Linked DNA regions of Homo sapiens: region 2 is linked to region 1. Evidence: read pairs that join two places in POLR2A ChIA-PET (ENCODE). Cell type or tissue: OCI-LY7. All regions are shown on one strand. Each heading gives the region's core, and the rest is flanking DNA. Links, peaks and the distances in the headings are about the cores only.

Region 1 (4,390 bases), core at 206-4,205:
GTCGCGAACTCCTGAGCTCAGGCGATCCACCCGCCTCGGCCTCCCAAAGTGCTGGGATTACAGGCATGAGCCACCGCACCCGGCCTACACTGATAACTTATAGCAAACTTTACTTTTGTTGAAAACCTTGCGAGTTTGGGATTTTCATTATCCTTTGCTATTAATAAGACTTCATTCAGTCTAATATATATATATATAAATGTATAAGCCACATCAGGCCGGGCACAGTGGCTCATGCCTGTAATCCCAGCACTTTGGGAGGCCGAGGCAGGTGAATCACGAGGTCAGGAGATCGAGACCATCCTGGCTAACAGGGTGAAACCCTGTCTCTACTAAAAATACAAAAAGTAGCTGGGCGTGGTGGCGGGCACCTGTAGTCCCAGCTACTCCAGAGGCTGAGGCAGGAGAAATGGCACGAACCCGAGAGGTGGAGCTTGCAATGAGCCGAGATAGCGCCACTGCACTCCAGCCTGGGCGACAGAGCGAGATTCCGTCTCAAAAAAAAAAAAAAAAGTAAAAGCATATGTATCATGATAAAATGGACACTTTACCCATCGCCTGACTTTGTGTTGAATTGGGCAAGAGCCTCCTCCCGTCCACGTGGGATGGCCTTCCTGATGTGGCTCTCCAAGACCATCCCTGGAGGGCATAAAACCTCACAAATGCATCAGGCCGTGTGCTGGGGATGGGGCATCGTCACGCCAGGTCTGACTAGGAAGGAGGATGGGGAGGCAGGGCTGGGGGCTTTGAGGTCGAGGCGTGGCCGTGGATTCCAGAAAGCCCCTTGGCTGGTGTGGTGCCTGCCCAGCGGCATCCGTGTATCCTAACACCCGCCCTCTGTGCCCCTGTGCCTGCAGGCCACATCAAAGGACGCCCTGAATGTGGCACAGATGCAGGAGCAGACGCTGCAGTTGGAGCAACAGTCCAAGCTCAAAGTGAGTGGGGCCGGTGTGGGTGGGGAGGCCGGGGCGCACATGGGGTTCGGGCATGGAGATTGGTAGGGCTACTGCCGGTGGGTAGGGCTGGTGGCATGTACATGGGCAGCAGTGGGGTGCAGGGCCGAGCTTGGGCGCCTCATTTCACAGAAGGAAACAAGGGGAGGTGAGAGACAGTGCCGCAGAGCCTCCCGAGAGGGAGGGCCAGTGTTGGTGAGGGCGTCTGGTTGTCCGGAGGATGGGGATCTTCTTGACATTCTCACCTCATTTCTTTTCACTCAGCAGAATTTTTTTTGCATTGCATTGCATTGCATTGCATTTTAATTATTTTATGTATTTATTTTGAAACGGAATCTTGCTCTGTTGCCCGGGCTTGAGTGTCGTGGTGCGTTCTCGGCTCACTGCAATCTCTGCCTTCCAGGTTCAAGTGATTCTCCTGCCTCAGCCTCCCAAGTAGCTGGGATTACAGGCACCGACCACCACACCCGGCTAATTTTTGGATTTTTAGTAGAGACGGGTTCACCATGTTGGCCAGGCTGGTCTTGAACTCCTGACCTCAAGGGATCTACCTGCCTCGGCCTCCCAAAATGTTGAGATTACAGGCGTGAGCCACAGTGCCTGGTCCCTCACTTTCAGTCCTGAGTTCACAGGCGGGGTTCACATGTTGCCTGTTGTGGGCATTGTAGCTTAAAAATTTAATTGGCAAGGCCAGGTGCGGTGGCTCACACCTGTAATCTCAGCTCTTTGGGAGGCCGAGGTGGGCGAATCATCTGAGGTTGGGAGTTCGAGACCAGCCTGACCCAACATGGAGAAACCCCATCTCTACTAAAAATACAAAATTAGCCGGGCGTGGTGGCGGGCGCCTGTAATCCCAGCTACTCAGGAGGCTGAGGCAGGAGAATCACTTGAACCTGGGAGGCGGAGGTTGCGGTGAGCCGAGACCACGTCATTGCACTGAAGCCTCAGCAACAAGAGGGAAACTCTGTCTCAAAAACAAAAAAAAAAAGAGAGAACAGGAGTGTGGTCGACTGCTGGGCCTGCCATAACCACTGGGGCGTGTGTGCCCACAGCTCTGAAGACTACAGGCCCAAGGTCAGGGTGCCAGCTCAGTCCCTCCCTGTGGAGTGTTCTTTGCTGGGTCCTCATGTGGCGGAGAGAGTGACTGAGCTCTCACTCTGGTGTCCCTTACAAGGATGCTCATCCTGCACTGCTCACAGTGGTGGTGGTAAGCCACCGCGCCCAGTGCCAACTTTGTCCTTCAACAGTTTGTGTGTGTGTGTGTGTGTGTGCGCGCCAGGCACAGTTGTAGGATCCAGCTCCACAGGTTCGGTGGGTTTTCTCTTTGTGTGCAGAGACAAGAGAGTGTAGAAATAAAGACACAAGACAGAGATAAAAGACAGCTGGGCCCGGGGAACCACTGCCACCTAGACGTGGAGACCGGTAGTGGCCCCGAGTGCCAGGCTGCGCTGTTATTTATTGGATACAAGACAAAGGGGCAGGATAAGGAGTGTGAGCCATCTCCAGTGATAGGTAAGGTCACGTGGGTCACGTGTCCACTGGACGGGGGCCCTTCCCTGCCTGGCAGCCGAGGCAGAGAGAGGGAGGGAGGGAGAGAGAGAGACAGCTTACGCCATTATTTCTGCTTATCAGAGACTTTTAGTACTTTCACTAATTTTGCTACTGTTATCTAAAAGGCAAAGCCAGGTGTACAGGATGGAACGTGAAGGCGGACTAGGAGTGTGACCGCTGAAGCACAGCATCACAGGGAGACGGTTAGGCCTTCGGATAACTGTGGGCGGGCCTGACCCTCCACAAGAGGTGGAGGAGTAGAGTCTTCTCTAAACTCCCCCGGGGAAAGGGAGACTCCCCTTCCCAGTCTGCTAAGTAGCGGGTGTTTTCCCTTGACACTGACGCTACCGCTAGACCACGGTCTGCTTAGGTCACGGGTGCCTTCCCAGGCGCTGGCGTTACTGCTAGACCAAGGAGCCCTCTGGTGGCCCTGTCCGGGCGTAACGGAAGGCTCGCACTCTTGTCTTCCGGTCGCTTCTCACTATGTCCCTTCAGCTCCTATCTCGGTATGGCCTGGTTTTTCCTAGATTATGATTATAGAGCGAGGATTATTATAATATTGGAATAAAGAGCAATTGCTACAAACTAATGATGAATGATATTCATATATAATCATATCTAAGATCTATATCTGGTATAACTATTCCTATTTTATATATTTTATTACACTGGAACAGCTCGTGCCCTCGGTCTCTTGCCTCAGCACCTGGTTGGCTTGCCACCCACACACAGTGGCTCATGGCTGTAATCCCAGCACTTTGGGATGCCAAGGTGGGTGGAGCACCTGAGGTCAGGAGTTCGACACCAGCCTGGCCTAAATGGTGAAACGCTGTCTCTACTAAAAATACAAAAATCAGCCAGGCATGGTGGTGTGTGCCTGTAATCCTACCTACCTGGGAGGCTGAGAGGCAGGAGAATCACTTGAACCCAGGAGGTGGAGGTTGCAGTGATCTGAGATCGTGTCACTGTCTTGCAGCCTGGGTGACAGAGTGAGACTCCCTCGCAAAAAAATAAAATAAGTTTTTTTTTTCCCTTTGGCAATTCAAGATCCCTAGAGGTTCCATATCAACGTATTAATGCTTTTTCTATTTTTGTAAAAAATAATTCGGGTTTTACAGGGATTGCATCCAGTCTCTATATTGCCTTGACGTCTCTTAGCAATGTTGTCTGGTTTTCTTTTTTTTTTTTTCTTGAGATGGAGTCTCACTCTGTCACCCAGGCTGGAGTGCAGTCGTCGGCCAGGATGGTCCCAAACTCATGACGTCAGGTGATCTGTCTGCCTTGGCTCCCAAAGTGCTGGGATTACCGGCGTGGGCCACGGCGCCCGGCCAGTTTTCATTGTACAAGTCTTTCACCTTCTTGGTTAAGTGAATTTCCAAGTATTTTATTCTTTCAGATGCTATTGTAAATGGAAATGGTTTCATAATTTCCCTTTCAGATTATTCATTGTTAGTATGTAGAATTGCAGCTGTTTCTGCTGTTGATTTTGTTTCCTGTAACTTTGCTGATGTCACGGGGTTGTTTTTTCCAATATGGATTCTAGGATTTTCTTTTTTCTTTTTTTTTTTTTTTTTTGATATGGAGTCTCGCTCCGTCACCCAGGCTGGAGTGCAGTGGCACAATCTCGGCTCACTGCAAGCTCCGCCTCTTGGGTTCACGCCATTCTCCTGCCTCAGCCTCCTGAGTAGCTGGGAATACAGGCGCCTGCCACCATGCCCAGCTAATTTTTTGTATTTTTAGTAGAGATGAGGTTTCACTATATTAGCCAGGATGGTCTCGATCCCCTGACTTCGTGATCTGCCCGCTTCAGCCTCCCAAAGTGCTGGGATTACAGGCGTGAGCCACCGCCCGCGCCCAGCAGGATTCTAGGATTTTCTACATATAAG
Region 2 (4,390 bases), core at 300-4,299, 360 kb after region 1:
ACTTTATTTGTACAGAAGCAGAACAAATACACCCAGCAGAAAGGTAAGGAAGCTGAGGAGGGCTCCCCGGTAAGGTATTACACGTAGGCATCACACCTTGGAGACTCTTAGAAAACACCACGGAGGAGGCAAGGTGGCTGAATTTGAACTGCAGTGGTGCTGAAGTCCACACAAATAACTGCCATACACACACAAGAGGGAAAACCAAACCTCATTCAGCCCCACGCCAGGCCACATCCCTCTACCTAAGAGCACAGTGCTAGACCCAGGCTGAATGTGTCTGACCCTCAGCACTGTGGACACTGGGGTCATCCCGGGTGGTGCAGGGTGCTGAACAGCATCACTGGCGTCTGTTCATCAGATGAACACAATCCTTGGTCACTGCCCCTCTTCAGCCATCAGTCTACAAATGGGCTGTAGAGGTTTTCCAACCAAACAAATGAGTAACAGAGGCTCAGATGGGCAAGTTGTGAGGTGGTGCTGGCTAGAAATGGAAGCAGTGAGGGCCACAGAGAAACAAAGAAAAGAAAGTATGTGACAACACCCAATCATGTAAGTTATGCAATTTATAGCCAACCTGAGTAATATGTGAGATAATTTGACTGATTTTAGAGCCTCATCTCCCACAGAAACCTGACCAATTCAGAAAAGCACTGCCGTCCCTTGCCCACTGTGGCTGCTGCCACTGGAGGGGTTTGGGAGTGGGGCAAACACACCCCAGACATTGCAAAGCGTCAACAAAGCCCTTTACTGAAACGTCTACTTAGGAGACCTAACTGCCTTTCTATGGCTAAACCTAGTGTTCAGGCTCCACCACCTTCTACATGCTGCTACTCTGTTAACTATAAAAGAACACAAAAAACAAAAACCCACAGGACTCACTCTTCATCCACAAATAGCTCATTTTGAGATCTTCTCCTTCCAAGGTTCTTTTAGTGAGCAAACACCCAAATTTCAGATATCACACACAGTAAGATTTCAAAGGAGATTTAAGTTGGAAAAATTCAGAAAACCTACCTATGCTTAAGCACTGAATCCCCACTCTCAGTGTAGTATATGGCAGCACATAATTGATAACATTTTTTTAAAGAATAGGACAGAACAATGTTTCTGTGGGAGGTGGTGTTGCACAGTGACTGAAAACAAGAGGGTCTGGGCCAGGCACACTGGCTCACGCCTGTAATCCTAAAATTTTGGAAGGCCAAGGCGGGTGGATCCAGTTTGGGCAACATAGTTGGACCCTGTCTCTACAAAACAAAAAAACAAAATTTAAAAAATTTGCCAGGAGTGGTGGCTCACACCTGTAATCCCAGCACTTTGGGAGGCTGAGGCAGGTGGATCACGAGGTCAGGAGTTCAAGATCAGCCTGGCCAAGATGATGAAACCCTGTCTCTACTAAATATACAAAAAAATTAGCCAGGCGTGGTGGCAGGCACCTGTAATCCCAGCTATTCAGGAGGCTGAGGCAGAGAGTTGCTTGGGAGGCGGAGGTTGCAGTGTGCCAAGATCGTGCCACTGCACTCCAGCCTGGGTGACAAGAGCAAGACTCTCTCAAAAAAAAAAAAAAAAAAAAAAGAAGAAAACCCCACGAAAAAACTATTCTTAGCTTCTGGGCCACAGAAAGAGATGGCTGTAGCGTGGCAACTTCTGGCTCATAGCATAGGGCCTAGTACACAGTAGGTAGTTAAAACGGCCGCAATGATACTGGTTTCTCCCACTATCATCACAAGTTATTCCCTCCGGCCGACCCATCCTGCCGATTACCACCTGGCCTGTAGGTTAACTTCATGTAGCCAATTCTGTGCCATGAGGAGCATGTTCCACCTAACAGAAACCTGACATTCCTGCACCCCAGGAAGTACATTTTTGGGTCTTTAAATCAAACTATATAATCTTGCCTAAGAACTCTGAAAAACCCAGTATACGAAAGACTTTTTCCACTAGTTTGTACTCTGAGTAAAATTCTTCGTTCTGCAATTTATAACTAAGAGGTTATATTTTAGTTGCTCATCTCCCAACACCTTTTACTCACTGCATCTTAGAGTGCTCACTTACAGCTGCTGATGCACATCTCCTCTTTCACAAAACGTAAAGGTTTCATCAGCTACAATTAGCTTAACCAATTACATTTTACTTGGCCTTTGGTTTTGCCTGATTGCCTTGTACAGAGTTATGAAGAGTATTGCTATCTAACATCTGTTATAAAAACTACCAGGCCAGGCCAGGCGTGGTGGCTCATGCCTGTAATCCCAGCACTTTGGGAGGCTGAGGCGGGCAGATCACAAGGTCAGGAGATCGAGACCATCCTGGCTAACATGGTGAAACCTCATCTCTACTAAAAATACAAAAAATTAGCCAGGCGTGGTGGCGGGCACCTGAAGTCCCAGCAACTCGGGAGGCTGAGGCAGGAGAATGGCATGAACCCGGGAGGCAGAGGTGGCAGTGAGCAGAGATCACGCCACAGAACTCCAGCCTGGGTGACAGAGTGAGACTCCATCTCAAAAAACAAAAAAAAAACAAAAAAAAACCAAAAAAAAAAAACAGGCAACACATTGTGGCTCATGCCTGTAATCCCAGCACTCTGAGAGGCCGAGGAGGGCGGATCACAAGGTCAGGAGATCGAGACCATCCTGGCTAACACGGTGAAACCCCATCTCTACTAAAAATACAAAACATTGGCCAGGTGTGGTGGCGGGCACCTGTAGTCCCAGCTACTCAGGAGGCTGAGGCAGGAGAATCGCTTGAACCCGGGAAGCAGAGGTCGCAGTGAGCCAAGATTGTGCCACCGCACTCCAACCTGGGCAACAGAGTGAGACTCCATCTCAAAAAGAACTACCGGATTACAGTTATGTTATGTTCACAATACCAGCATCCAAAAATATCCAGTGACAGGATACAGCAAGAAACATGACTACAAGGTCTATGAAACAGGAGACTACAGTACCTAAAAAGGCAGATTTAAACAAATTCCTGTAATGTGCTCATTTCAGTCATGCTAACTTGAGAAAGCTTTTAAAACTTTTAAATGTAAATAATCCACTTTCACATTTCTTCCAAAATGAAAAATAACTCCTTTTTTCTGTCACTGACTTTGGCGAATTTTCCAAAAAATAAAGAGAAAACAGTTTTGTTTTTTGGTTGTTGTTTTTTGAGACCACGCCTGGCCTTGAAAACAGTATTTATTTATTTTTTTTTTTTTTGAGTTTCACTCTTGTTGCCCAGGCTGGAGTACAATGGCGCAACGTTGGCTCACTGCAACTTCCGCCTCCGAGGTTCAACTGATTCTCCTGCCTCAGCCTCCCAAGTAGCTGGGATTACAGGCATGCACCACCACGGCCAGCTAATTTTTTCTATTTAGTAGACAGACAGGGTTTCACCATCTTGGTCAGGCTGGTCTCAAACTCCTGACCTCAGGTGATCCACCCGCCTTGGTCTCTCAAAGTGCTGAGATTACAGGCGTGCGCCACTGCGCCCAGCCAGAAAACAGTATCTTAAAACAGTATGTTCCTTTCCTCCATTCACCCCATGAGATACCACGTTTCACAGGGATGTCTTCCAGACTTTGATACATATGTGCATAATTTTTCACAAGTCAATCAAATGATACCATATTCCCCAAACTATACATATTCAAAATGCCCAACCATTTACTGTATTGTGGTCATCTCTTCATGCCAATAAAGGAAGGCCACCTTAAATCTTTTTAACAACTGCACAGTATGCCATTCCAAGTCTGCCTTAATTTAACCAATCTATTGATGGACATTTAGATTCATCCAGGGGTGTCCAATCTTTTGGCTTCCCTGGGCCACATTGGAGAATTCTGTCTTGGGCCACACATAAAATACACTAACTAGTAATAGCTGATGAGCTTAAAAAAAAAAAAAATCGCTAAAAAAAAATCTCAATGTGGCCGGGCGCGGTGGCTCACGCCTGTAATCCCAGCACTTTGGGAGGCCGAAATGGGCAGATCACGAGGTCAGGAGATCGAGACCATCTTGGCTAACACGGTGAAACCCCGTTTCTACTAAAAATACAAAAAATTAGCTGGGTGTGTTGGCAGGCGCCTGTAGTCCCAGGTACTCAGGAGGCTGAGGCAGGAGAATGGCGTCAACCCGGGAGGCGGAGCTTGCAGTGAGCTGAGATCGCGCCACTGCACTCCAACCTGGGGCACACAGGGAGACTCCATCTCAAAACAAACAAACAAAAAAACCTCAATTCTAGGCCGGGTGCAGTGGCTCACGCCTATAATCCCAGCACTTTGGGAGGCTGAGGTGGGCAGGTCGCCTGAGGTCAGGAGTTCGAGACCAGCCTGGCCAACATGGCGAAACCCCATCTCTATTAAAAATACAAAAATTAGCCAAGCATGGTGGTAGGCGCCTATAATCCC

The links. Peaks named below come from ENCODE experiments on the same cell type or tissue, not always from the same donor. Only the 100,000 strongest peaks of a DNase experiment are listed, where the experiment ranks them.
Region 2: POLR2A ChIA-PET joins it to region 1 with 9 read pairs; 2 of 35 experiments call an interaction of 5 or more read pairs at or near these places.

Annotation. Positions count from the first base shown.
Region 1 is chr1:1,502,727-1,507,116 of GRCh38, forward strand. It overlaps a transcript of ATAD3B not described here. Among named protein-coding and RNA genes, the nearest start is that of ATAD3A, 7.2 kb to the right of the region's middle. In OCI-LY7, for the core only: CTCF peaks have their summits at 2,363, 2,743 and 2,945 (motif pointing left); DNase peaks (open chromatin) are centred at 2,355 and 3,012; H3K27ac peaks cover 1,662 bases.
Region 2 is chr1:1,862,762-1,867,151 of GRCh38, forward strand. The region is part of intron 1 of GNB1 (G protein subunit beta 1); the gene reads right to left. Among named protein-coding and RNA genes, the nearest start is that of GNB1, 26 kb to the right of the region's middle. RefSeq lists enhancers at 507-556, 617-666, 687-746 and a silencer at 3,807-3,984. In OCI-LY7, for the core only: no CTCF peak of the experiment used is centred there; DNase peaks (open chromatin) are centred at 1,800 and 2,100; H3K4me3 peaks cover 922 bases; H3K27ac peaks cover 3,546 bases.